Linked DNA regions of Mus musculus: all the other regions are linked to region 5. Evidence: chromatin loops called from intact Hi-C (ENCODE). Cell type or tissue: heart. All regions are shown on one strand.

Region 1 (4,000 bases), 340 kb before region 5:
ACCTCCCTAGAATCCCCACTGTCAAACATGCTTCTAAGTGCAAGAAAGTGTTTTTGAAGGCTGAGAGATGTAATTAGTGTGAACTGCCTACCTAGTATGTGAAAGACTCTAGCTTCTATCCTCAGTGCCACAGAGGAAAACAAGCATCTATATTCTTGAGCCACCTTATCCTTTTTATGTGCCTACGAACCTCATTAATTCAAAGACACTCTTTGTGAGGGCTATTCCTGGTTGTCATCTTGACTACATCTGGAATAAAGTACAATCCAGAAATGGAGGGCACACCAGTGATCCAGATCTTGAGGCTGAAAGACACAGACTTCTGGCCCAGATCTTTTAGTAGTAGTAGTAGTAGTAGTAGTAGTAGTAGTAGTAGTAGTAATTTTTTTACACTCCGTATTTTATTCCCTACCCCCACCCTATCCCCCGAATCTACCCTCTAGCGACTGTTCCACATCCCATACCTCCTCCCACCTACCTGTCTCCACATCGTTGTACCCACACCCCACTCCACCTGACCTTTAAACTCCCTGGGATCTCCAGTTTCTTGAGGGTTAGGTGCAGCATCTCTGAATGAACACAGACCCAGAAGTTCTGTACTGTATGTGTGTGTTGGGGGCCTCATACCAGCTGGTGTATGCTGCCTGTTTGGTGGTCCAATGTTTGAGAGATCTTAGGAATCCAGATTAATTGAGACTGCTGGTCCTCCTTCAGGATAGCCCTTCTCAGCATCTTTCAGCCTCCCCTAATTCAGCAACAGGGATCAGCTGCGTCTGTCCATTGGTTGGGTGCAAATAACTGTATCTGACTCTTCAGCTGCTTGTTGGGTCTTTCGGAAGGCAGACATGGTAGGTACCTTTTTGTGAATGCTCCATAGCCTCAGTAATAGTGTCAGGCCTTGGGACCTCCTGTTTGAGCTGGATCCCACTTTGGGCCTTTCACTGGACTTTTTTTTTTTTTTTTTTCCCAGATCTTGACATGGAGATCTTGAGGCAGAGTGACCATGAAAAGCTTAGACCTAGGCAAGTTAGTATCTGCCTTTAATCCCAGGAGATTGAGGCAAGAAGATGTCTGAGTTCAAGGCCAGCCTGAGACAAAGCAAGTTCCAGATCCAGGCATGATTGTACACAGTTTTAAACTAGGCCACACTTTCTGCTGGAGGTCTATATAAAGGCATTGGAAGGAGAAAGACTTTTCTATTGCTTGCACATCTGTTGGACCAGATAAAACAACTACCTTCGTGGGACTGAGCAACCGCTAGATTTTTGGACTTCCTGTTCACACCTGCCCATTTTTTGGGTTAGTTGAACCAAATCAAGTCAATACAATAAATTCCCTTAATACATAGAGACATTCCATAATTTCTGTGACTCTAGAGAACCCTAACTAATTGCAGTGTTCTTGCTTGATCCACTTGAGAGTTCTGCAGTAATCCAGACCTGCTCCCTGGGAAAGGGTCTGTGCAGTGAGTGACTGGGGTCCAGCCTTACAAGGGATGTTAGGCCTTCAACACAGTGGGCCAAGCAGTTCTTGGCCACATAGGGACTGCTCCTCTCATCCTCCTCTCTACCTGACACAATCGACTTTGAAATTGGGTTGAGTAATCTTTCCCAGCTGCCACCTAAGTACTAGTTCTTCTTTTGGGTCCAGGATCCAAAAGGCCCATTCCAGAACAGAGTCTCTGTTGGGTGGGGGTGGATCTTAAGAGACATCCTTTGCCAGACTACCACAATTCCCACTGGGCGACCCCAGGCACAGGCGGGGAAAATGAACACAGAGAGACCTAAAATCGATCTCCAGATGCCCCAGGGGTGCCTGCTGCAAAAATTTATCCAAACTGAAAATTTCTCAGACCTGGTGCCCCAAACGCTGGATTTTTCCTTTGTTCTGCGGCCTGGCCACAGTAACTAGTCCAAATGACCACTAGAGGGCACTGTAGAATTTAGCATCCTGTGTGATCCTGAAATTTTCTGCCTCTTTTCTGGCAAGTGGCCTGAACTCTTTAAGTCTGGGTTTGGGGGAACTTCACTCTCATCCCTCCCTCTGTGGCTACAGTTCAGGTCTTACTAGCAAGGATGATCACAATGGCAGACCCTTGCCTCCAAGGCCTCAGACCACAAACCTGAGCGAGTCCCCTGCCTTGACAGAGCCTTGCTTACCTCTCCCCGTGTTCCTGTTGCAGCTGCAGAGGTATGGATGGATCACTTATCTGTGAATTGGCTTCCAAGCTCTAGAGTCCGACTCTTTAGCCCACTGTGTCTTCCACACGTCTCTGGTTCTCACTGCCTGTCTAATTGGACTGCACTATTCGCTTTCTGAGTCCAGCCCAAACCAAGGTAAGCATTCTCTCTTCCTTCATGGACTCAGATTTTATTACAACAGCTTGGCCTCATTTAAAAGCTACAAATTAGTACACCTGATTTCCAAATTCTCACTACCACAGACAAATGACTTCCAAATATCTTATACCTAAACTTGCTCTGTTCTGTGCTCTCCAAGTCTCTTTTCTCTATGCTGTACTTCCCCACTCTTACAAATCTTGTGTACCTGATTTCTTTGCACTCTGCCCTCAAAATAGAACACAAAAAGAAAGAGAGATTATTGAGATTAGATAAACTCTTTACCTAAAGATTAATAAGTTGCTCATTGGGTATAGTTTAAAATCTATACAATGTGCAACAAGATTTGACTTTAAACATATGTAGTGGCTATTCCTGGTTGTCAACTTGTCTATACCTGGAATGAACTACAATCCAGATCTTGAGGCCGGAAGACATAAGTTTCTGATCTGGATCTTGGCATGAACATCTTGAGGCATGACAGCCATGAAAAGCTTAGGGCCAAGCAAGGTACTACATATGTTTAATCCCAGGAAACTGAGGCAAGGAGATCTTTGAGTTCAAGATCACCCTGGGACAAAGCAAGTCCCAGATTCAGGCATGGTGATACACACTAATTTGGGCCACATCTTCTGCTAGAGACCATATGGACATTGAATAAAGGAAGTTTTTGTTTTTGTTTTTGTTTTTCGCCTTCTTGCACTTACTTGCCAGCACATCTGTTGAAACCTATTTCTACAGAAGACCAGCTGAAACAGCCAGTCTCGTGGGACTGAGCAACTACTAGATTCTTGGACTTCCCATTCACAGTTGCCCATTATTGGGTTAGACTACAGACTGTAAGTCATTACAGTGCATTTTCTCAATACAGAGAGACATTCCATAAATTCTATGACTCTAGATAACCCTGACTATTACAGAAGTTGGCACCTGGAGAAGGGTATTGCTGTAATAGGTTCGACCATGCTTTTGTTTGGAAGAATGCACGTTTTGGAATTTTGGATTTGGAAAGCAGTAGAATGCTTTAAATGGGGCATAATGGGCTATCCTAGTAGGAATGTGGAAGACTTTGTTACTGAGTATGATTTAAATTGAGTGGACCTGGCTCAAGAAGTTTCAGTGGATAATTCCAATGTGTGGCCTAAAGACTGTGTTTGTGGTATTTTAGTGAAGAATGTGGCTACTTTTTGCCCTTGTCAGAAGAGTCTGCCTGAGGCTAAGGTGAAGAGACTCAGATTAATTGCATTGACAAAGGAAGTCTCAGAAACACCCATCAAAGACTTTGTTCTCTGTAGCTGCCTGCAGCTATATGGTTCCTGAATGGGAGGCTGGAGCTAAAAGGAAGGAAATAAGGAGACAAGACAAGATACTGATCAAGGCCCCAGAGTTTACTTAAGAGTCTGAGTTTATAAAGGGGGAAGGCCCACCCCCCACCAAGCCAGGCTCTTGTTGCTTTGTCCCCAGCCTGTCAGCACTTGTTCCGGAATGTCTTAGGAAGACAGGTTCAGCCTCTCAGCGGGTAGCAGAGTCTTGGAGAGGTGCACAGGTGCCAGAACAATAGACCTATCTAGGTCGGGAGACTCCACCCTAGGTGGTCTAGTCCACAGTGGCAGAACAGGTCTGAGCCAGCCTGCTCAAGGCTCAGGGAAGCTACAGTTCTC
Region 2 (4,000 bases), 74 kb before region 5:
AAATTTAAGTTGCCATATAGCTGACAATTTTGTGGCTTCTTTAAAGTTTTACTGTACAGAGCTGATGAAGGATGTCCCAAGCGGAATATGCTCCCCTAACGGGGCTGCCTTGTCTGCCTTAGAGAGAAGTTGTGCCTCTCCCTGTAGAGACTTGATATGCCAAGGTGAGGGGCTCCACCCTCTCAGAGGAGAAGGAGAAGGGGACCAGGAGTGGGGGCAGCAATTGGGATGTTAAGTGAATAAATATTTTTTTTTTTACAAAGGACATCGCAGGCTATAAAGATGACTCAGCTGAACAGACATTGGTTGCTGAGTGTAAACCTGAGTTCAACCCCCATATCTCTTATGACGGAAGAACTGACGCCTCCAAGTAACCCTTTGACTCTCACATAGATGGTCACACAAACACATGCATATTATAATATATACATATTATACACATATACACAAACACCATCCTTTAAAAACACGTACATACATACAAACAAATACATACATAATATAAAAATTTTGAATATAACTTTTTTTCAAATCCTGTAGAACTACTTTTAAAAGGTTACCTACACGCAGCGGCTGTGTTGCAGGCCTGTAATCCTAGAACTTGGGAGATGAAAGCAAAAGGATCATTTCACTGACATCCTTCGTTACACAGAAAGTTTAAGGCCAACCTGGATCATATGAAACATCACCCTAAACCCCAGCAATCAGGAAACAGAGGCAGGCAGATCTCTATGAGGCAATGGTCAGCGTGATTTATAAGTTCCAAGCCAGGACTACTTAGGAAGATCCCGACTAAAAGAAAACAAACACGCTAAAAAACGGTGGACAGAGGTAGAGACAATAGAGAAGTTTTCAATCAAACAGGGTGGCATATACGTTTCTGATAGCACTAGTCCAGAACAGCAGCCTCCAAAAGGCACAGGCAGTTGTTTTTCTGGTCACTGCCCGACTGCCTGGCACATAGTAGGCATTTTAAATTTCGAAGGAAGTGGGGCTGGAAAGATGGCTCAGCAATTAAGATCACTGGCTGCTTTTACAGAAGACATGGGTTCAGTAGTCGGCTCCCAAACGCAGTTAACAATAGTCCCCCGGAGGATCCGACCTTCTCTCTGACTCCCATCTGCACTACACGCATATGGTGCACAGGGTTAACATACATGCAGGCTGAACACCCATGCATACACACTAAGAAAAATCTTAAAACCAAGAAATTTTAACTTTAGATTCCCAGAGGCTGACCATGCTGACCACATCCTTTAACCCGCTTCACCAGATAACAAAACTGAGGCCCGGCTCAGTGACGTCAGCCGGTGCTCAACTGCAGGCAGACCGGAAATGTCCGGGCCGGGATTCGAATCGGGGATCCTGTCCTCCTAGCGAGGGCTCCCGATGACCAACTTGCTTTCTCTGGACGTAAGCGGCTGCACAGCCCGCATTGTGAGGATCACACGACGTGCGTTCTATAAAGAGCGCCACTCTTTGGCCTCGACGTCCAGACGGCGTCCACTGCGGGCCAGGCTCCAACTCACCCTCTCCGCGGCCATCGCCAGCCACTTCGCGACTCCACTGGGCGCCTTGGTCCACCGCGGACGACGCCGACAGGAAGTCCCGCCTACGCCGCGCGCACCCGCGTACCGCGACAGCCATGCCAACCAATGAGCGTCGCTTCTTCAAAGACACTGACCAATAGCAGAGCGCGCTGAGCAGGGGGCGTGTCTGGGCCGCGGGGCCGGGGAGCGGGTCGTGCGCGCTGAGGAGGAGCCGCAGCCGTCGCCGTCGCCGTCGCCGTCGCCGTCGCCGTCGCCGCTACCGCTACCGCTACCGCTCTGCCGCCGCCGCCGCCGCCGCCACCGCTGCCGAGGCCGTGCGGAGCCGTTATCGCCGCGCCGCCCGCCCCGGAGCAGAGTCCCGGGCCTTCCCGCCCGTGTTCAGGTGAGGCCGGAGGCTTCGGCGACTTCCGAAAGAGTAGGCCGCGCTAGGGCCTGAGCTCGCCTAGCCCCACGGGCGTCCGCCGGGCCTGCACCGGCCGAAGGCCCCAGGCCGCGGTAGGCCTGGGTATGGAGACGCGCGTGTGGGCCGCGGCTGGGCGAATGGGAACCGACTCTGTTTGATTCAGGTTGGCGACAAGCCTCCGCCGGGCCAGATTCCTCTGGGCTCCCGCGAGAGAGGCGGGAGAAGGACACAGCGTGGGCACGCGCTTTGGGGGGCCGGGCTCCGAGGCTTGGGGGGCCCCGGATAGTTGATCTCGGAGGCCCGGTGATCCGGGGGTGGAAGAGTGGAGCGAGGACCTTGGGCGCCAGAGGTCATGGCCCACAGACTTGCTCCCTCGGGAAATCCCATAGATTTCTTTTGTGGACGATTTTCTGGACACACCGCGACGAATCATGAGGTCCTTTTAGAAGTGTGCAAACCTTTCGTCTGTGTGTAGAAGTCTAGAAGAGAAAGGGGAAATTTTTTCTTTGATCGCCATCTCTAACAAAGCTGTTTTAGGGACGTTTTCATTTGTAAAATAACGTGTAAATATTAAAAAGGCAATTGCACGCTGTTGAACAATGGGTAGTGATGATGGATCTTCCCTTTCTCTTGTCTTCTGCTGCTAAAGCATGCCAAAATGGGTTTGACGCCTACTATGTGGAGAGCAGGTGGAGAACTTTTTTGCACTAGACAGAGCTTCCATTATCGGAAGTGTCCATGTGGGACACCGCTGGCCAGAGCTCTAGAAGAGGCAAGATCGGATGTTAAAGCTTTCTTAACCTCCTTGTTACAGGCAGTTAGAGTCAGATAATGGTTGGTTGGGAGGGCCTGGCTGCCCTATGCATTGCAGAAAGTTGGATAGCATGCCTGGCTTCTTCTGCCTACTGAGTATTAGCATCTCTGCCTCCTACTTCTTCCAGTTGTGAGTACCAAAAACACATTGAGGCGTTGCTAGGGTTCTTTCTCTCGTTTTTTTCCCTCCACCAAAACACATACACAGAGAGGTGAGAAATCTTTAAGCAGTCTTCCTGGAAAAGTTCTTCCAGCCCTATCCGATGATCTGGGTGAAGCACCTAAGATCTTGAATAAGCCGTATTGAAATGCCTGTGAAATAGCATGGGGAAAGTATTGTGCAGATGTAAAGATGTGAGGAAACCCCCAGTACACATGGAATATGCAGTTAAAATAATCACCAGAATCTTTCAACAATGGACCATGTGTTCATACTTCACGGGCATGTCCCCAGCCCCTAAGGTAGATGTTACAGTATCCATTTTAGAGAAGAAAGTGAAACAGGATAATCTCTTGCACTGTAGTGGCCAATGCAGGGTTTGAAAGCAAGTCCTAGATACCGCCAACATATTGAATACTGGTGTATGCAAAACTGTTGAGGTCTGGTTTTGAAAATGGTGTGAGGCTGGAGAGGCGGCTCAGTGAACAGGAGCACTTGTTACTCTTGCAGAGGACCTGTGTTCAGTTCCTCGCACCTACATGATGGCTCACAGCCATCCATAACTCCAGTTCCAAAGGATCCCATTCCCTCTTCTGACTTTGCAGAACATCAAGCATACATGTGGTTCCCATACAAACAAAACACACATAAATCTAAAAATATTTTCTTAATGCTGTGACTTCAAGGAGTGTGAAGAAGCTGAGAGAAATAGGAAATGTTTCTGTTGAAGTGCTGGTTTGAGGGAAACAACTTCAGTTTGGCTGTGTTCAGGGATAGGTCCCTGGGCAGCAGTAGAAAGGGAGAGACTGAAGAACATACCCATTCCTGTGCTTACGCAGTGGCTTCTCACACCGCTTCTCTCCGTCCTTTGCACACCAGCAGGAGTTGACTTTTCGAAGATGCAGATCTATGTTTCTCCTGATTAAAAGAAGTCTTGGGGCATGAAAAGAAAAATTATGCTGGGCTGTTCAAATGGTTCTAAACATTAAAATCAGAAGCCCTTAGTTTGGGATGTCCCACTATGCGCTTTTCTGACCTTTCTGCTCTTTTCCTGGAAAGCTGTGTGGACCAGCT
Region 3 (4,000 bases), 57 kb after region 5:
CCTGTTCCATGTTAGTTTCTGAAATGCAGTTTCTTGATAAGGCTGAAGCTCAGGCCTGTTGTGTATGGACTGAGCTAGGCTGGCTGGCTAATGAGTTCCAGGGATCTGCCTGCTACCTCTCCCAGTCCCAAGTGCTAGGGTCATAAATGCACACTACTTGTGCTGGGCTTTTACTGTTGGGTTTTGGGAGCTCCGAACTTAAGTTTCCATGATTGAGACACAAGCACTTTACAGAGGCATCTCCTCACCCTTACCCCTCCTTTTTTAACCTGGAATTTGCCAATTTGGCTAGGCTGGCTTGCCAGTGACCCCCAGGGATCTATCAGCCTGTCTCTGTGGATGGGATGAAAAGCGCACTACTGCTCTTTATGTGTGTTCTAGGGAACTCAGGCCCTTATGCTTGCACAGCAAATACTTCACCCACTGAGCCATATCCTTTGCCCCTTCTTTCCTTTTTTTCTATTGTTCTATACGGAGGGTGGAGCCCATGGCCTTGTGCATGCTGGGCAAATGCTCACCACTAAGCTACTGCCTCAGCCTCAACAAACACTTCTCTCAAAGGCAGTTGTCTATGCACCTGTCATCTTGCCTTTCCTGATGCAAACAAATAAGGGATTGGTTTTTGTTTGTTTGTTTGTTTGTTTTATTTATTTATTTATTTTTTGAGACAGGGTTTCTCTGTGTAGCCCTGGCTGTCCCAGAACTTGTTCTGTAGACCAGGGTGACCTCAAAACTAGAGATTCAACTGCTTCTGCCTCCGAGTGCTGGGATTAAAGTCGTGCATCACTGTGACCTCCCAGCATCAAACCAGGATGTTTTGAAACAGTCTAAAAGTAAAAGACCAAACTGCAGGACACTTGTAAGATGCCCTATGAGGAGACATCTGTCTGACTCTTCGAACACTCTGGGGAAATCTCTTCTCTGGAGAAATTTTTAATCTGGCCTGTGGTCTCAAGGTCTGTGACATTCTTTTCTATTCCTGGGTCCCCACAGTCACCAGATGAGAGCAGGCTGCTCATCTGCACACAGCAAGGACCACATTTGGTCTAGTGCAACCCTCAAGCTACCTTCCTTGTGAGATGGCTCACAAACCCAGGATAGAAAACTTTCTGGGAACTTCAAGCAGGGCCAAGTGCTTCAGCCTTCAGGCACATACCCCTGCCCCTGACTTCCTACAGGAGGTAGGAACAATGAGCATGAGGTTGGCAGTAATAGGACCAGCACAGCAAAGCTCCAAGGCTCAGAGAGGTGAATTCACCTGCCCGGGTCACACAGCTGGTCCTCTGTGGGACACCAGTGCTAACCACTTTGACTCATCAACTGGAGAGGACAAAACCAGGCTAATGTGTAGGTTTGTAACCCTGCCTGTCCTCCATTTCGTGTGGCAGGGCCCTTATTCTTGGCCAGCGGACTTTGGGAATGTATAGCTGGCTGGCTGGCTGAAGTAGGTGGGTATGAGCTTTTCTTTCTCCTCTCTTCTTCATCCTGGCCCTGGGTTGTACCTGGAAGTACCTGGGTCTGCTTGGAAAGATATTGAAGGACTCTAGATGCTCAAGAGTGCCTTTATCTGGAAAGCCAGGTCCTTGTCACTTAAGACCAGGTCTCATCTTTGTTTCAATCGATGTTGTTGGGTGAACAGCTAAAATCACATGAAGAGAGGTGAAGAGGCTATTGAGAGGTAAGTTTAGTTTCAGACGTTTTGTGCACTCAAGGCACTGACTTTGATGGGCTGGCAAGCTGGCTACCAGCACAACCAGAGCTCTCAGTGGATGCCCATACTGTAGTCTACATATCCTTAGCCTACATATCCATCTGGCTTGCCTGAACCCTACTCCTTAGCTCTCAACCTTCCGGGAGGCTCCTCTGTGCCCCCAGCCTTCGGGGTGTCCTCCTGCCCACCAGGTACATACTTCTATCCTAGGCCCTTTACACTGGACTCTTGGACTTAGAGGACCTAGAGTGTCTTCCCAGGCGCGACTGTCTCTTTCTTGTATGACTACATCCGGAGCACTCTGTGGAATCCACACTATTTCAGTGATTTATTGGAGGTCGCCCCATGACTTGGGGTGCTTCGGGGACATGAAGGCAAGGATCTTTGACTGTCTTGTTTACTGTTGTGTGGCCAGCTTTGAGGACATGCCAACTGGGGAATGCGCTCCCACGCGGGGCTGGCAGGTGAAGGAAAGGTCAAGTGAGCGAGGGTCATCCGAAGCCAGAGATTGTCTGCCCAGGCCAGCCTGTTCTACCCGTGCGCTAGATAGGCCCGCCCTCTAGCGGCCAGCTCTGGATTTGTAAGGGAAAGCCTCAGGGGAGCCCATCTCTGCCCCTCCCCCACGCCTCAGGCACTCACTTTGATCTCGATCTGCTCCTCCATCTCTTTACTCTTCATAGCTGCGTACTCCTTCTCCAGCCTGTGAGGACGGGGCACACGGTCAAAGTCCCGTCTCCCTGGGGTTGAGGTGGGCTTCCCATTTGAGTTCTCCACGCCCGGGCACTGACCTCTTCATCTTTTTAGGGTTGTACTTGACCTGATAAGCCTTGAGGACCAGCTTGTCTGGGCAGCTGTCAAACTGGTGGGGGATGACTCTCTGGAAGTACTGTGGAGACACAGGGAGTCATGGTCACTTGGGCCCTGACCACCAGGTCTGCCAGAGCTCTAACTGTATTCTGATTTGCCTGAGGCTTCTCTTTGTCTCAGCACTCAGGCTGTTTGTTTTTGGTTATTCAGCCAACATTTGTTGTGCAAATGAATTGACTGCAGGAGAGAGAACAGCTAGACTAGAAGGGAGGCCTGCCTTCCCAGCAGGCTTTTGGGGGAAGCGTGAGAAAACTGGGGCTGAGGCTGAGAGTGGGGATCAGCTTGGCCTGCAAAGCCTGACCTGAGTCCCATCCCTGGAACCAACAGTGGAAAGAATAAGAGAGTGGAAGTAGAGAATTGAATTGTGAGATACTGTGTGCCATGAGCCCTCCTCCTCTCTCCCTCTTCCCACCCCCACATTAACACTAATAATAAATAAAATTAAGACAATCTGGCCAGAGGACCTCCTGAAGGCAGGGCTGGGTGAATGGGGTCTGAGCATGGGGGAACCCTCCGTAGGAAGTGGGTAGACAAGCTCAGTGGACACAGGTCCTATTCCTCTGCCCAGCTGCTCCAGTCAGGCAGTCTTGGACAATGTATGGCCGTGTTCGCAAACACAACTGTGGTCTTTGTGCATTCTTTTCTGAAGCACCAGCTGGAGGATGCTGGGAGGGAATAGGGGCCTGTGTGATGGGGAAACCATGGTGAGGGGAAAGCTGGCTTTGGATCTAGCAGACTGTGCCAGGAGAAGGCGCAGGCAGGGAGGAGCAGGGTATGAGGCTACCTCAAGATGCCTGGCTCCTTCCCGTGTCCCCCAGGCTGAGAGCTGGGATGAAAACATACTGAAAACCTCCCAAATGTTTACTCTCAGGGTTTACTTTGCAGGCAAGCTTTGGGGACCTGCAACAAGTGGGTAGGAAAGAGTGAGTAGGACTTCCCCAAATCAGTTGAGTGTTGGCCTTCTCTTCTCCCCAGTACTAGGTTGCTGGCTCTGGGTTGTATCTGACAGAGCCTGGGGTTCCTCAGGGGCCTCAAGGGACGGAAGAAAGGATCCCAGATGCTCAGGAGTGACTTCTATTGGGAAGCCAGCCCCTCCCTTGTCACTTAGAATCTTTGTTTGTTTTTTGTTTTGGTTTGCTTTTTTTCAAGACTGAAACAAACTCAGAGATCTGCGTACCTTTGCTTCTCAGGTGCTGGAATTAAAGGTATGCACCATCACTGCTAGACCTATTGCTTAGAATCTTGTATAGCTCAGGTTAGCCTTAAACTTCTGATTCACCTGCCTTCACCTCCTGAGTGTTGGGACTAAAGACATACATCATTATGCCTGCTTATATAATGCTGTAAAATGGAACCCAGGGCTTTGTGCATGCTAGGCAAGCACTCTACCAACTAGCCATGGGATTTCCAGTGCCTGTCACC
Region 4 (4,000 bases), 620 kb after region 5:
CTGTTGTACATAATAAATTCCAATAGTTCGGAAAAGAACGAGAGTTTCTAGCCTGTAACAATCATATCATCCACCCCCAACTTCCTTCGCCCGCCCCACCCCGATACCTCCAAATGCATAGCCTCACCCCACACACTTCACATCCTCTCTTATTTTGTTTTGAGGCACATTGAGCTCAGTTGGCGCTCATACCCAACTGATATGTTGGCCTGATCTTGCACAGGTAACACCAAGAGTACAGGAAGTTCATGAATATAACGTCCATGTAATGTACTTTTGCCTAGCCTCCTCCTTTTACATTCGTACCACCCCCCTTCTTCCGTGACGGTTCATGAGCTTTGAAGGAATTCCTAGTCCTTAAAAGTGTATGTGTATGTGTGTGTGTATGTGTGTGTGTGTGTGTGTGAGGGAGAGAGAGAGAGAGAGAGAGAGAGAGAGAGAGAGAGAGAGAGACTGAGGATCAAACACAGGATCATACATGTATTTGCTAAGTACTTTACTACTGAGCTACAACTCCAGCTATTTGTTACAGTTTTATGACCTTAGGAGCCACACACACAGGGTGACAATTGCATCCATGTGCTGACACACAAACAGATCAAACACACTTACACACACACATATGGTAGGTGATTCAAATTAAACTCAGAATTTTGAGGCCTGCTTCCATTGTTTCTCTAGAGAGGAGCTGACACCCTGTGACATAGGGGCAACAGTCTCTATATCAATCACAGACACAAGGTTTCAGATCTAATGGGTGGTAGTTGTGAATGTGGGTTTGCTCATCTGAGCTAGTTTCTTGATGCTGCTTAAGTCTCCAAGTTGTGGCTAGGAATGGAGCTCAGCTGGTTAGAGTGCTTGCCTACTATGCACAAAGCTCTGGGTTCCAACCCAGCACCACATAAGCCAATCATAGTGCCCTACACATTAATCACAGTGACTTCTAGAGGTAAGGAGGATCCAGAATTCAATTCCATCCATGACTACATAGATTCTTAATAGCCAGGTTAGGTTACATGATATCATATTGTCTCTCAAAAAAATCCTATATGAGATCAAGGGGCGAGCTACATGTGAGGGTGACTGACAGGAGAAAAGTGAGAAGTGCCTAATATGAGTGGGAAGTGTCTGGCAGGAGCTAGAAGTGGGTAGCAGGAGTGGAGAGTGGCAGTGACCAGGCTTCTTAGCTAAGTCAAACTAGAGTGAAAATGAGAACATGACTGTATATACAAGGGAGAGTGCAGCCAGAGGTATCTAGAGGAGTCCAGAGCAGGGAAAGTAGTAGACTAGACATGACCAGTATTACTGAACTGGGCCATTAGAGGAGAGAGACAGTGAGAGGAAGAGAAAAGGGGATGGAGGTAAGCTGACCAAGAGAGCCAAGATTGATCCAAGAGACAGAAGAACCAAGAGAGTGTGTAGTTAAAATGGCTAGGTTATATAGGGATCAAAAGCTACAAGGAGGGAAGAGAAGCCCCTAAGCTGGAGAGGTTTAGGGTAGAGGCAGAAGTGAGAAAAGCAGAGAGAAGCCACAGGTTTAGCCTCAGTAAGCATGGAGGTTTTCGTGTGCTTGGGCATGCTGATATGCACCTCAGCTAACTGGTTTGAGACCTAATGCTGAGTCTTATTTGGGACCTGACAAAACTGACCTATCCTTCTTTGATGGGTTTCTTAGGTCAAGACAAGAGTTATGCTGAGAAAAACAAAAACAACAAAAAACATTTTTGTCTCTCTATTGAGGTATAGCTCCAGTTTTCTTTTAATTTGAAATGGGTTCTCACTGACTCACCAGGTGGGCCTTAAATTTGTAATCCTCCTGCTATATATAGCCTTCTGAGTAACTGGAAATACAAACCCGCACCCTCAGGATCAACCCATAAGATCTAACAGTTACAGTTACAGGTGAATAAGGACAGCCAGCCACCCTAAGTAGGACTTGGGACCTCTGGTGGTTTGAATAGGTATGGCCCCATAGACTCATGTGTCGGAATGCTTGGGCCACAAAGTGGCACTATTAGGTGTGGCCTTGTTGGAGGAAGTGTCACTGTGGAGGTGGGGCTTTGAGGTCGTATATGTTCAAGCTATGCTATGTGTGGCACACGGCAAGACCCAATTAAATATTTTCCGTTATAAGAGTTGCCATGGTCAGGGGCTGGAGAGATGGCTCAGTGGTTAAGAGCACTGGCTGCTCTTCCAGAGGACCTGGGTTCAATTTCCAGCACCCACATGTCAGCTCACCACTGTCTGTAACTCTGGCTCCCAGAATTCTGACACCTTCAGAAAGATACACATGTAGGCAAAATGTCAGTGCACAAATATAAATAAATAAAGATCTAAAAAAAATTATTGCCATGGTCATGGTATCTCTTCACTACAATAAAACTCTTTCTCCTTTAAAGCTTTGTTGAAAAGTCATTCACAGAGCTGGTGAGATGGCTCATCCAGGAAAAGCACTTTCTACCAAGGCTGAAGTTTCAGTTCAAGCCAGGAAACTAGATGCTGGAAGAGAGAACTGAGTCCTGGAAGCTGACCTCCACATGTGTGTCATGACACTCGCAAACGTACACAGAGTAATGACTTTTGGCATACTAAAGTGTTATACATCTATGCCATAAACCATCTGGCTGTTAAGTTAAGCCTGAGAATTGTGAGGAGGAAAGCCAAGTCCACAATTGTCTGACTAAAGCAAACTGTACTTCGGGGTGCACCCAGGGCTGGTCAACCGGCTGTCTCTACGGAATTTTAGAGAGCAGCCCTGCTGGCCTCTTGTCCCTTTTATAGGAGAGATAACACAGAGTTGCCCCTGTAAATGATACATTGTTAGAAAAAAAAAACAATGAAAGGAAAGAAATAGGAAGAACCATTCGTGTGAAGGGGGCCTCAGGTTTAGTGTATGTCTTAAAAACTTAAAGTTCACATCAGATCTAAGAAACAGGAACTTACTCCTAACTCTTAACTGCACACACAGTCCTTAACCTGCAAGGCATGTATTTCCTGTCTTGGTCTCGTGGGCGTTTGATCCTGGATAGTTTTATGTAACTCTGGTTGACCTGGAGCTTCCTATGTAGTTCAAGTTGGCCTTGAACTTGAGATCTTCCTGACTCGGGATTACACGTGTGTCTCAAAGAAGTGGACAGTGTTCCTGAGAATGACAGCAGGAGTTCCAGGGCAACCAGGGCTACATTTTAAGAAAGGGAGGGAGGGAGGAAGAAAGGAGAGAGGGGGAAGGGCTCAGTGCTTAAGAGTACTGATTGGCTTCTCTTCCATAAAACCCAGGTTCAATTGCCAGTTCCTCCATGGTGACTCACAACTATCCATAACTCCAATCTCAGGGGTCCAAATGCCCTCTGCTGATCTCATGAGCACATCATATACTTGCAAGCAAAATACCCAGATGCACAAAATAAATACAAAAACAACTCTAAAGCCAGGATGCTCGATGCCACGCCAGCCTAGCAATCCAGGACACACAATTTTCCAGGCCATGTCTCAAAAATAGAGGTAGAGAGCACTACAGAAAGACGCCTGGTGTTGACCTCCAGTCTTCATATGAGCATGCACACACCACACGTGCACACATACACTACTATGCAGACCCATGCACACACCACACGTGCACACATACACTACAACAAACCCATGCACGAACCACATGTGCACAATACACTACTACACAGATCCTACCTCACTTGCCCCAAGTGAAAGAAAATTAACTTTTTAACTTTATTTATCTAAACACTTTAAAAGATTTGTTTTATGTGTATGGCTGCTTTACCTGTATGTATGTCTGCACACCATGAGTGTTCCTGGTGCCCAGAGAAGCCAGAGAAGAGCAATAGATCCCTTAGAACTGAAGCTACAGATGGTTGTGAGCTGTTATGTGGGTGCTGGGACTCAAACCTAGTACTCTGGAAATGCAGCTAGTGCTCTTAGCCCATGAACTACCTCACTATCCCAGAAAAAAAGAAGCTTAACTGGTTTCCTGAAAGGTATCTTGGAG
Region 5 (4,000 bases):
TGGGCTCCAATGAAAACCTGCCTTGCAAGAAAAATAAGTCTGGGTTATGGGGGCAGACAGCCCTAGACACTTCTGAGGGGATATAGTATTGCCAAGCCTGTTTCCTCGTTGGTGGATTAAACCCGGAAGTTCCTTTATTGCTGTATTAGTCAGGGTTCTCTAGAGTCACAGAATGTCTCTCTATTGAGGGAATTTATTGTGATGACTTACAGTCTGCAGCCTGACTAACCCAACAATGGGCAGCTGTGAATGGAAGTCCAAGAATCTAGAAGTGACTCAGTCCCCACGAGGCTAGTTGTTTCAGCTAGTCTTCTGTAGAAGTAGGCTCCAACAGATGTGCTGGCAATTAAGTGCAAGCAGGTGAAGAAGAGTGAGTCTTCCTTCCTCCAATGTCCTTATGTAGGTCTCCAGCAGAAGGTGTGGCCCAGATTAAAGGTGTGTACCACCAAGCCTGGATCTGGGACCTGCTTTGTCCCCAGCTGACCTTGAACTCAGAGATCCCCTTGCCTTCGTCTCCTGGGATTAAAGGTGTGTACTACCTTACGTGGGCCTTTGCTTTTCATGGCCACTATGCCTCAAGATCTCCATGCTAAAATCCAGGTCAGAAACTTGTGTCTTCCAGCCTCAAGATCTGGATCACAGGTGAGCCCTTTAATTCTGGATTGTAGTTCATTCCAGATATAGTCAAGTTGGCAACCAGGAATAGCCATTACATTTGCTTAACACAAGGATGAGACTCGAGTTTGAGGAGGTTGGTTGAGGGACATGGAAGTAAAGAACAAAGAAGGTCCAACTTGGGAGAGAACGAAGGAGGGAGGAAAGGAAGACTCTATTTAAACGTAAGCCGGCTGGGTTGTGTGTGCTTTTCTGTTTCAGGCAAATGGCCCATGTCTCTCCCTGGCTGTATGTGTTCATGGGGGTTGGAGTCCCACCCCTCCATTCTAAGTCTTTCCAAGCCACAAATCTCCCCACATCTGGACCCAAGGTACAGCCTGGAGCCTCCCCTCGTGCACTCCACCCCTGCCCATGTTTGGGAGCATATTGACTCCACCAGAAGTTAGCAGGTCACCAATTTATTTTGAACAGGGGAGTGAGGACAGGGAGAGGGGAGAGAAGACACGCAGGAGGCCTTCTGAACGGTAAACCACGGCTGAGTGGATCTCAGGACCTCACTGGGTGGTGCCATCTCTGGGGGAGAGGGGGTGACAGAGGCTCAGGTCACATTCTCCCAACAAGCTTTGGCTTCCTTCACCAATCTATGTATTGGGGTGTGTGAAACTAAAACTGTATAAATCCCTCTTACATATCTGTTCAAGTCCTAAAGACCCCGTTCTTCACTGCTCGGGACCCCATCTCCCAAATTCCATTTGCAGCTCCACCTTTGACAAGTTACTTAGCCTCATAAAAGCATTCTTCTTCTATCTATCTGAATGTTGTTCAAAAGAAGATTAAATGAATGCACAAAGTACTTGGAGTCCCATGAGTAAACTCTAAGAACGATCCTTACCACCATGCCCTTCTCATAGCTCTTGCTTCAGACCTTCACACCCAGTACTTACCTGCCTACTGGGGGTCTCTGGAGCTGGGGGCCGCTGAGAGAAGCTCTAGGAGGCGGGCCTGGGGGTGGGGGTGCTGAAAGAAGAAGCTAGCTAGAATAGGAGTTGCCTGTGCCCTGCGCCAGATTAAGCGCGCCCCCTGGTGGGAGCTGCTACAAGTGTACCAGCCCTAAGGGCCAGATCCTGGAGGCAGGTTCAGGGATATGGGCTCACGGGGTTGGGGGTGGGGCAGGTAGACTACTAGACTGTCTGAACGTGTGGAAATAGGTGTGGGGTTCTGGCGGAGCAGAAGTCAGTACCTGAGTGTGCGCAGACGAGACCAAGCCCAGCGGCCAGCGCAGCACCCAGCACGAAGGCCGCCAACACCAATGCCACCACCGGTGCAGGCTCCAGTGCTGCAGGGGCTGGAGCGGGTGGCTCCGGGTGTACCGACCTGCCTGGGAGACTCTTGGATGGCCCTATGGGGACACGCGCAAGGCTGAGACTAGGCCTTGGACCAAGCTGTCCTTCCCATCCCGGTCCCAGGGCCGTTTGTGAGCTTACTAGGGGACGGACGAGGTATTGTGACCACGATGGGCTGTGTCAGCATGTGCAGGTGGGGGCTGTCGGTACCAAGGCTCAAGCTGCTGCCCGCACATGCCTCATCCTGAGGCAGACACTGGGTTGCAAGGGAAGAAACCAGACTTCAGTGCCTTGGTGGTTCTGGGTCTGGTCTCCCAGGGCTCCTATGATGGGCTTAAGCTTCCAGCTTTCCACTAGAGCTAGGAGGTTACCACGGGACTCCTGGGCGTAACCATAACCATAAACCTAAACCTAAAAACGGTTTCAGCCCTAGAACACCCCATATGTCAACCTCTAGGTCTCAAGTGAGGCCTGCAAATCAAATGTGCAGAAGTTTAGATAGATCGCAGTGTTTTCTTGAATCCAGCCTTCCAGCCCTAAAAGGACTCCAGATCCCACCCAAGGATCTTAGAGCACAGGCTGTACATTTCTAGTCTACTTACCGGGAATCCTTCTGCAGAGCCCCATGAGGGATATCTCTATACCCAGTACCCATTGTGAGAGGGACCCAGACCATAAAGCACTTTGCTTCCTAAGGTCCCTCAGCTGCCAGAAATGCCTTTGCCTAGCTAGAGAATATTCCGCAGGTGCCGAGATTACTGTTTCTGTTAGCGCACCCGCAATGGTGCTGGTGGGGTCAAAGGCACTGGTGTCAGGCGGACAGCTCGGCGGTGGTGACTGCTGCGACGGCGGCAACGGCTGATCTGGCAGTGCAAGAACTGTACTGAGGCATTGAATACCGGACGCAGGCGAAAGCTGAAGCGTGAGACGCTAGCAGCATCCGGGCGTGGAGGTGGTGAGAAGCTGACAGAGTCGTCGGCGGGGCAGCCCCCACGTAGAAGCACCAGGGCAGGCCCCAGGGTCGGGCGTGAAGAAGGTGTTACTGAGCATCGGTGAAGGGCTAGGCCCCATCTCGGTGAAGGACGGGCCAGGGCCGCCTGCAGGATCAAGGCGCCATCAAGGTCGACCAGTCCCCATCTATCCCTCTTCCCAGCCACCCTCGTCGTTTAAGGCGCCCGCACCTGCACAAACACATGGCTGTCCGCCGGAACCTCCAGTGGCCCTGCGCGGCGAGGGAACGCGTCCTCTGCATCTGATAACTCCAGACTGAAAAGGGGTCTGCGCAGCCAGGGGCCAGGCGCCCCAGGTAACAGAGGTGCTGAAACAGAGCACATAGCAAGGGCGCAATTCCCTCTAGGGAGCCCTTGTCTCGCTTTGAAAAGGGATGCATTACAGGTGGTCTCTTTACCCATGCTCAGCCGCATGCCAAATTCTTTCCAAGTTACAACCATGTACCGCTTAGTGGCATCAGGGCCTAGTAGAAGCTGAAGCCAGCACAAAGCTGTGCTCTTTCATTTTCTGACCTTTTGTGCCATTTGCAGAGTAGGCAAGGGGATGTGGGGGACACACGGAGTTAATGCCCTCCTGTGGTGGTGGTCAGCAGAGATGAAGTCAGGATTCTCTGCTTTGCCCAGGTTGCTAAAGCCTTAGAGTCTAAAAGATCCAGTATGAGCTACTGGCCACTAAGGAGAAGTAGGTTACTGGCATCTGTTGCAGTCAGGAGGGTGCCCACCCGTATCCCTCCAGAGGGCAGAGGCTCAGTACAGACAGGCAACAGGACTGGGAATTTCTGTTCAACAGATCTCTAAGTCCCCAAACAGAGGAGAGAGAGCACCAAGAGGTAAGGGTGGATGGTCTCTTTTGTGTTTACCCAGGCTTGCACTTACACACACACACAGCCTATACAAGCAAATGACTGCTTTCAAGCAGCAGTTAGCTGGGGGTTTATCACGAATGATTTGCACACTTGACCCTATATCCACAGCCCTTACCATCACTTGGTTGAGAAATTTAAGGCAACTGGCAGAGGGGCTAGTCTGGGA
Region 6 (4,000 bases), 84 kb after region 5:
GGAAGATCTCACTCCCCATGGTATGTATAGGGAGGTGCCATTGATTTGGAGATGGGCACTGGTTCCTTTTGGGACACTGGTGTAGGAAAGAATGTCCTTCCTATTAAAAAGGATAAGAAAGAGAGAGGGGGGGGAGAGATTTGTGGTAGGTAGATCTTAGGCCCTGACACGCCCTGGAGTCCCAACTCAAAGAGAATGGGGTGGAAGGGACAGGCTAGGTGCTGGGGACAGAGCTTGCCACCTCACAATCTTCTGTCTTTTGTCTGAGTTAGGAGGTCTGTTGAGGGTACTGGGCTCAAGAAGGTGTATAGAAGTTCTCATGTGTGTGTGTGTGTGTGTGTGTGTGTGTGTGAGAGAGAGAGAGAGAGAGAGAGAGAGAGATGGGGGGGGGAGAGCACTCATGGGCCTGGGTCTGGGTTGGGCCCTTAGGTTCCTGTATATTTAGGGGTATCTAAATGACCCCACTCTGTATCAGAAAGATGGATGGGGAGGGTGTGTCTATGGGGGATGGGATTCAGCACTATCTTTTGGTCTTTTGGGAAGTCCTGAGTGTTCATTTCTTCAGGAAGATGCCATCTAGATGGCTCAAGATCAGCAACAGTGTATAGTCTTCTCAGAAGACTAGAAGTGATGTTTTTTTTGTTTTTGTTTTTATTGGAGCCCTTGAGCAGGAGGGGTGCCAAGTGAGCAGGCTGAGCTGATGTCTCTGGATTCAGTTGGGAATCTTTCCGTTTAAGAGGTGAGGCATGGGTTTCTGTGGAGTCAGAAAGAAAGAGTATAGGGCTCTGATCTTGGTCTCCTTGGAGAGGATGAGGGTGTAGGCCAGACACAGAAGACAGGAAGCCAAGTGGGAGGTTTAGGGGGATGTAAAGGCAAGAGATGTGCAGATGGGAGGGGTCCTGGGACTCGGGGTGGTGGTGGTGGTGGTTGTGGATTGGAAAGGAGACGCTCATGGTGTGTGTGTGTGGGGGGGGGCAGGTCTGCAGACTGGGGGATGGGGAAGCCCTGGACAGATTCTAACAGAGGAGTCTTGGGAAAGATGTACAGAGGTCCTGAGCCTGTGGGGGACGTCGCGAAGAGACACTGGGTCTTAGGAGCCCTGGGAGGGATCCTGAGGGGATCGGGAAGGAGGGTGGGCGGAGGCCGGAGTTCCAGGGTCCGGGACTGGGAATGCCAAGGCTCCCAGCGTGGATTCTGGAGGCGAGGCGACCCCAGGTCACGCTCCTGGTTTGGCTTCCCCGCGGGGCCCCGCAGCACTGACGCCCCCAAGGAGAAGAGGCCCGGTTCGGGCCGCCCTACCTGCGCCGAGAGCGCCTCCATCGCCGCGCCGAGCCTCGCTGTCCCTGCGCTGTGTCGTCCGATGCCCCGACCCACGGTCACGTCTGCTCGAGGGTCCCGCAAACCCCGCGGCCCGGCCCCTTTCAATCAGCCACCCCCGGGGACCGCGGCCGTCGCTGGCTCCGCCACTGCCATTTCACCCGCTGACAGGAGCCGCTGCCCCGCCCCCCGCCCCCCAGCCCAGTCAACCAATTCACCGCCCCCTTAGGCCTTTGGCTCCGCCCACTGTAGAAGAATGACATAAGACCTGACCAATCCATAGCCACCCCGTGAGGCGGACCCTGGCTACGGTTCTCTGAGGAGAGGAGCGAATTGAAATGAGAGAATCTGTGATGGACATCTAATTTTACCTATCAAAATAAGTAATAATATTGATCGACACCTAAACTACTAATAGTGATGGGCGAGAGGTGTGCCTCGGAAGGAAAGCTGAGGCCTTGAGCAACCCTTAGCTGAAAGCACTAAGCCCCGCCCAGAGCTGGAATTCTACCCAATCATGAGAGGTTCTGAGCCGTCCATTACTATCTGCTCTTCAAACCTCGTCCCTGGTAACTGTTGAGATGGGAGGGGTGTGCTGTGAAAGAGATCCTGACTTCTAAGCAGTCAGCGACACTGATGGAAGGCGGGCTCTTGTATTTGACCAATGGAGTCGTGAGACTGGGAATGAGGTTGGCGTCCTGGGCGGTAGGACTTAAGGCCATGGGCTGAATGAAATGGAGGAGTTAATGAGGAGGCGTGTCTCGGTGCAAGGATAGGCGGGACCAGACAAGGGCCGGGCTCCTGGCTTGGGTTTTAGATCGGGCGTATGCAGAAGGCCTCTCTTCAGAGCCAGCATCTCTGTGGTGGCCGGGTGGTTAGGTCAGGTCCTACCCTTGCTGGGTGAATCTGGCATCAAAACGCCGATTGCATCCTTCATTTGCCCCAACCATTATCTCTCCTGGGACGGGGCGGGGCGGGGCGGGGATGGGGTATAGAGCGGCGGAGGGGGTGTCAGGTCTCCTTTGGGTCCAGAGCCGCACACGTGAGAGCTGCTTTAAAGGCTTGAAGAATGAATGAATGAATGGGACCTTGGTTCTTTTGCCGACTCCCCCTTGTCCTCGTTTTTTTCCTCCTCCCCTTTCTCCTTCCACTTTGTTTTTATTTTTTTTTTATTTTAATTTTTGAGACAGAGTCTATTGTAGTCTTAGGATGACCTCAAAATTTTCTGTGTAGCAGAGGGTGACTTTGAACTCCAGATCCTCCCACTTTTCACCTTCCACTCACCACCTTGGCCAGATCCTAGATTCTTTTAATAAGTAAGTGAGGGCAGAGAGCATGTATGACCCATCATTGACAGCTACAAGACTTGAGAAGAGGATGACTCCAGGGTGTGGGTTATGGGCCTTGGACAGGGTGGGGCAAGGAAGGATGTGTCATAGAAGGAAAGCTGAGATCATAGGTTCAGCAGGGGGAGTGGTTCCCCTCTGGAGGAGACTGATGAGTAGTGGAGTACAGCCTGATTCACAAAAGGCTACAAAAAAGTTCAGCATGATGGCTGAAGATCGGGGGGGGGGGGGGGGGACACGAGGGGAAACAGAGGAGTCTATTCAGAATAGGGACTGTCAGGATTTCTAAGGTTTGAGATCTTAACCTTTTGTATAGTCAGGGCTTCTATTTGATACTAACAGTTGACAGTCACATGGATTTTTAAATTTTTAATTTTGTTTTTGTTTTTGTTTTGTTTTGTTTTGTTTTTTGAGACAGGGTTTCTCTGTATAGCCCTGGCTGTCCTGGAACTCACTCTGTAGACCAGGCTGTCCTGGAACTCAGAAATCTGCCTGCCTCTGCCTCCTGAGTGCTGGGATTAAAGGCAAGCGCCACCACGCCCGGCTTAAAATTTATGAGATAGGGTCTCACCACAGCTCAAGCTGGCTTCCAACTCGCAGCGCATTTGACTGGTGTCAAACTCAGAATTTTCCTACCTTAGTTTCCAGAGTGCATGGATGTGTATTATAGTGTTGATCTCATACACTCTCCCTCTTTTATCTATATTGCCCCATTAAAATTTTGAAACTGTTAAGAAAAACTAGACTATTACTAAATACTCAGGTGATTGAAAACCTCATTCCATCCACATTTCTGTATTCCTTTCCCTCATCTAAAAAAAAAAAAGAGAAGAAAAGAAAAGAAAAGGAAAGAAAAGTTCTTCTACAGCCCGTTTGTGTGCTGTGCTATTTAACAGCATCAAGTTGAAATCAACCTCCTGCGGAGGATGCAGCTCAGTTGGTAGAGTGCCTACCTAACTAACATGCACGAAGCCCCAGGTTTGATCCTAGCACGTTGGTAAAAAAAGATATAGTAGTAAACACCTGTAGTCCCCAGCTCAGGGAGGTGAAGGCAGGAAGACAAGTTCGAGGCCGTTCTCAGCTCCACAGTGACTCTGAGGCCAGCCTAGGTTACATGGAAGCATGGCTCAAAAGAGGAGGATAGGCACCTGAACAGTTCAGTCGGGAGTTAAGATTGATAATTGCTCTTACAGAGGACCTGAGTTCACTTCCCAGCACCCACATCTGGTGGCTGACAACTACCTGTAACTCCAGTTCTAGGATATCCTCTTATGCCTCTTTTGGCCTCTTAGTACAGTGAAATTATTTTGAAAAAAAAATTAAAAATTTCTTATCTA
Region 7 (4,000 bases), 430 kb before region 5:
CCCTTCTTTTCTTATTTTTATTCTTTTTCTTTTTTTTCCTTCTTTTTCTTTTCCTTTTGGCCTTTTTATATATATGTAAATGTATGTATAAATGTATATGTAAATGATATGTAATTGTATATGCAACTGATATGTGTATGTAAATGCACATATGAATAAATTTGCAAATATTCAAATGAGATTTAGATGTGTGGGCGGTGCCTAATTCTGGTGGGCATGGCATTAGAAGGAATGGGCATGGCTGGGTGCAGAGGGTGTGGCCTGAGTGTGGTGAAACTGGCCTAAAGAATTATGGGTGGGCGTGGTCTGGATAGGATTGGTGTGGCATTAGGAAGTATGGGTGTGTCCTGACCAATTGAGGGCATTGTTGTTGAATAGTGGGAGTAGACTGAAGATCTGTGGGTGTTTTCTGTAGTGGAAGTGTCCTAAAGGAGTATGGGCATGGTCTGAGAGTAGTGGGTGTGCCCTGAAGGAGGATGGGCGTGGTCTCAGAGTAGTGTGCTTGGCCTAAAGGAGGGTGGGCATGTTCTGAAGCTGCATGGGCATGGCCTAAATGAGGGTGGGCGTGGCATTTGAAAGCATGGGCATGAATATCATTTGCATATTTGCTTATTCACATATGCATTTACATGTACACTTGCGTGCACATTGCATATACAATTACATATCATTTGTATGTGCATTTATAAATACATTTACATATATGAAAAGACCAAAAGACAACTGGGATAATTCCCACAGTGACTCGCAACTGAGGATAGCCACGTGGGTAGGGTGTCCTCCTCAAACCTAACATGAAGAAACAAAAAAAAGATTCAGAAGTCAGCCAGTCCTTCTCAGTGACTATGTAAATGTCTATGTAAATTTGTGGATGTGTCCTCGCTGTCTATGTAAATGTCTATGTGTATTTGTGGTTGTGTTCTGAGTAACTATGTAAATGTCTACATAAATATCTCTGTAAATTTGTGGGCATGTTCTCAGTGTCTATGTAAATGTCTATGTGGGCGGGCCTACCAATGTGTGGGCAGGCCTAAAGATGTGTGGGAGTGGCCTAAAGATGTCTGGGCGGGCCCAAAGATGTTATGGAGTGGCCTAAAAGTGTCTGGGCGGGCCTAATTTGAGGTGTGTTCTGTCTCTGTAAATTTGGGGGCGTGTTCTAACTGTCTATGTAAATGTATATGTAAATTTGGGGGCGTGTTCTGACTATGTAAGTGTCCTAAAGATGTGTGAGAGGAGCCTGAGTGTAGTGGGAGGATCCTAAGGATGTGTGGGAGGGGCCTGAATGTAGTGGGAAGGTCCTAAAGATGTGTGGGAGTGTCCTAAAATGTGTGGGAGGGGCCTGAGTATAGTGGGCGGGTCCTAAAGATGTGTGGGAGTGTCATAAAGACGTGTGGGAGGGGCCTGAGTGTAGTGAGAGGGTCCTAAAGATGTGTAGGAGTGGCCTAAAAAAGTGTGGTAGGGGCCTGAGTGTAGTGGGAGGGCCTAAAGATGTGTGGGAGGGGGCTGAGTGTACTGGGAGGGCCTAACGTTGTGTGGGAGGGGCCTGAGTATAGTGGAAGTGTCCAAAAGATGTGAGTGTCCTAAAGATGTGTGTGAGTTGCCTAAGGATGTGTGGAAGAGGCATAAAGCCCTGTGGGCATAGCCTGAGTGTTGTGGGCGGGGCCTAAAGTCCTGTAGTAGTGGCCTGAGAGTATTGGGCAGGGCATGAAGCTGTGTAGGCTTGGCCTGAGTGTAATGGGTGTGGCTTGAGTGTAGTGGGAACAGCATTAAAGCCGTGTGGGCGTGATCTAGGTGTAGTGGGTGTGACATAAAGACGTGTCGGCAGCGGCTGTGACCTACCACGTCACGGCGGCTGTGGGAACGGAGGCGTCTGACTGACATTGGGGTCACCGAGCGACCGGGGCGCATGGGTCGCGGCAGTTACCGTTGGGACGGGGAAACCCCGGCCTCGGCGTCAAAGTCTACGTCAGTGGGCGTGGCAGTGCGCGCACACCTCGATGATGCCGGCTCTGACGTCACAGGAGTCAGAACGCGGAAGCGGGCTCAGGAACCGAATTCACTGTCTGTCTTCAGCTGAGGCGGAATTTACAGCAGGTGTAAGAGTGAGGCAGGGGGATTCCTGTGAGTAAGGAAGGAACTGAGGCAGGGGGATGACCGTGACTGCACGGACCTGAGACAACAGGAGAGAGACTTCCGGTACGCAGCAGGAAGCCCCGCCCGCTTGGCCTTGACTGAGGCAGGGGCTTGCGCTTTATTTTTCTTTTCTCAATATATAAACAAACGCAGTGATGTAGCCGCCCCCTCCGCCTGTCAATCACCGTCTCCGCCCACTGAGCTGTGCTCGCCAATCAGAGAAAAACCTCGCGGGGCTCAGAGGACCCAAACCCGGGACTGGGACAGAATTACGACTCCTAGCATGCCTAGGGGCTACCGCCACCTCACTTCCTGTGGCAAACAGGAGATCCCGCGCGAGGAGGGAAGTAACTACAACTCCCAGCATGCACTAGAATTATTGAACCATAACTTTCTGCGCCAGACAGGATGTGCCTCCGGCCCGGACAGGAAGTCCGATCGGTCTGCTGCGGCCGCAGGGGTTGATGGGAGATGCAGTCCAGTCAGGAAGCTTCGCCTCATGCGTGCCCCGTCCTGCTCGCTGTTTCCGGTCGTACCGAATGGCACCGTGACTGACGGCACGGAGAGGCTTCCAGTGGGCGGCGGGAGCCCCTCTGCGGCGGCGGCTGAGGAGCGAAGCGGGAGCGGGAAACGGAATCACTGTCTGCAGCTGAGGCACGGGGCGGGGGATGACAGCGGGTGTGAGAGTGAGGCAGGGGGATTCCCGTGAATAAAGGAGCTGAGGCAAGGCCATGACAGCAACTGCACTGACATGAGATGGTAGGAAGCCCCGCCCGCTGGCCAGTGACTGACGGCACGGGTTTCCAATCCCCGGTCATTGAACGGCAGGGGGGGCGTGTCGAGGCGGAGAAACCGCGGAACGGAGGAATATTCGAGGACGGGGAATCTGCGCATGCACTGCTGCGCCGGCGGGCTAGAGGACCGGAAGTCCAGGCTGCGGTTCCGCTACCACGCGAATTCTCATGCCACCCATACATTCAACATTTGGTCTCTGTCCCTAAATCACATAACATACAGCAGACACATCTGCTGTTCAATGTTAAGCTACTTTGCAAGCATGGTGGGTTTATATTTTTAATTTTATTATTTTGGATTTTGTTGTTCGAGATAAAAATTTCTCTGTGAAACCCTTTCTGACCTGTTAGTAGGTACAGACACATCAGCCACCTATCATGTTTTTGTACGATAAGCATATGCTTTTGTGCTAAGGAAGCTTCTTAAGAATACCATCTTGTTTAAGATTTACATGAGGAAAAAGGAATTAGATGGGAGACATCTCTGAAGTCAGGAGAAAGATGAAGAAACTACGAAGTCAGCAGAAGCATCATACAATGTGGCACACTCAGGAGAAGTCTAATCAAACTGTGCTGCACAAGAGGAACTCAGTGTAAATGAAAAACATTTCTGGCCGAGCCTCTCGTGGCCTTGGGACTGATAACCACAGCCCCATATGGTAGGAAGAGTTGTGCTCTCAGAATCTGATTCAACCCCTCCCCCTCCAAAGGCCCTGGCCCCACACCATTACCAGCACTCCCAAGCACATTCCTGGTTTTAGGAAACGAGCTCTGTTTTATCTCTACACCCAGACCTCTAGGTAAGCATCCAAGGAGCCAGCTGAGTAAGCCCGAGGCTGTGACTGGCTTCGCCAAGCGTGTTCCTGGGTTTCAGAAGGAGCTAGGTCATGCTCCAGACATGGGGACCTCAGGGAAAGTGTAGCTTGACCAGGCCAGTATGCAATACAACAGAGATTTCTTTCCTTTTCTTTTTTCCCTTTTTGGCATGGTTGTCATCTTACCCATGTGGCAGAACTATGCCTTTCTCAAGAAGAAAACTGAACCTTTATGGCACACCAGGCCTTGTTGATTGT

Evidence for each region. Peaks named below come from ENCODE experiments on the same cell type or tissue, not always from the same donor. Only the 100,000 strongest peaks of a DNase experiment are listed, where the experiment ranks them.
Region 1: a loop joins it to region 5, with 2.9 times the contacts of the local background. A loop is called at or near these places in 5 of 42 quality-filtered maps.
Region 2: it touches region 5 in a loop (4-fold over the local background); 19 of 42 quality-filtered maps call a loop at or near these places.
Region 3: a loop joins it to region 5, with 1.8 times the contacts of the local background. A loop is called at or near these places in 8 of 42 quality-filtered maps.
Region 4: it touches region 5 in a loop (2.3-fold over the local background); 2 of 42 quality-filtered maps call a loop at or near these places.
Region 6: a loop joins it to region 5, with 2.0 times the contacts of the local background. A loop is called at or near these places in 6 of 42 quality-filtered maps.
Region 7: a loop joins it to region 5, with 2.5 times the contacts of the local background. A loop is called at or near these places in 7 of 42 quality-filtered maps.

The regions. Positions count from the first base shown.
Region 1 is chr8:4,586,420-4,590,419 of GRCm38, reverse strand. No RefSeq gene overlaps it. Among named protein-coding and RNA genes, the nearest start is that of Zfp958, 25 kb to the left of the region's middle. In heart, a CTCF peak has its summit at 1,913 (motif pointing right); no DNase peak of the experiment used is centred here; H3K27ac peaks cover 446 bases.
Region 2 is chr8:4,322,818-4,326,817 of GRCm38, reverse strand. It overlaps Elavl1 (ELAV (embryonic lethal, abnormal vision)-like 1 (Hu antigen R)), which reads left to right and starts at 1,718. Exons shown (of 6, transcript NM_010485.3): 1 at 1,718-1,932. It also overlaps a transcript of Ccl25 not described here. In heart, no CTCF peak of the experiment used is centred here; DNase peaks (open chromatin) are centred at 1,637 and 2,037; H3K4me3 peaks cover 3,147 bases; H3K27ac peaks cover 2,381 bases.
Region 3 is chr8:4,191,717-4,195,716 of GRCm38, reverse strand. It overlaps Evi5l (ecotropic viral integration site 5 like), which reads right to left. Exons shown (of 20, transcript NM_001346730.2): 9 at 2,500-2,597; 10 at 2,351-2,411. Among named protein-coding and RNA genes, the nearest start is that of 4932443L11Rik, 12 kb to the right of the region's middle. In heart, a CTCF peak has its summit at 2,282 (motif pointing left); a DNase peak (open chromatin) is centred at 2,266; H3K4me3 peaks cover 540 bases; H3K27ac peaks cover 417 bases.
Region 4 is chr8:3,626,179-3,630,178 of GRCm38, reverse strand. No RefSeq gene overlaps it. Among named protein-coding and RNA genes, the nearest start is that of Stxbp2, 2.9 kb to the left of the region's middle. In heart, a CTCF peak has its summit at 1,960; no DNase peak of the experiment used is centred here; H3K27me3 peaks cover 530 bases.
Region 5 is chr8:4,248,481-4,252,480 of GRCm38, reverse strand. Tgfbr3l (transforming growth factor, beta receptor III-like) reads right to left here. Exons shown (of 7, transcript NM_001195258.1): 2 at 3,140-3,276; 3 at 2,735-3,055; 4 at 2,100-2,214; 5 at 1,856-2,014; 6 at 1,560-1,632; 7 at 1,058-1,188. The coding sequence ends at 1,170. Among named protein-coding and RNA genes, the nearest start is that of Tgfbr3l, 2.3 kb to the right of the region's middle. In heart, a CTCF peak has its summit at 1,698 (motif pointing left); DNase peaks (open chromatin) are centred at 1,690 and 3,010; H3K4me3 peaks cover 1,830 bases; H3K27ac peaks cover 2,087 bases.
Region 6 is chr8:4,164,063-4,168,062 of GRCm38, reverse strand. It overlaps Evi5l (ecotropic viral integration site 5 like), which reads right to left and starts at 1,496. Exons shown (of 20, transcript NM_001346730.2): 1 at 1,300-1,496. All of the region lies in intron 4 of 4932443L11Rik (a long non-coding RNA gene), which reads left to right. In heart, no CTCF peak of the experiment used is centred here; a DNase peak (open chromatin) is centred at 1,802; H3K4me3 peaks cover 2,054 bases; H3K27ac peaks cover 1,033 bases.
Region 7 is chr8:4,676,406-4,680,405 of GRCm38, reverse strand. Gm6410 (a long non-coding RNA gene) reads right to left here. Exons shown (of 2, transcript XR_378684.4): 1 at 1,840-4,000. Among named protein-coding and RNA genes, the nearest start is that of Gm6410, 3.6 kb to the right of the region's middle. In heart, no CTCF peak of the experiment used is centred here; DNase peaks (open chromatin) are centred at 1,865, 2,445, 2,925 and 3,705; H3K4me3 peaks cover 2,360 bases; H3K27ac peaks cover 2,146 bases.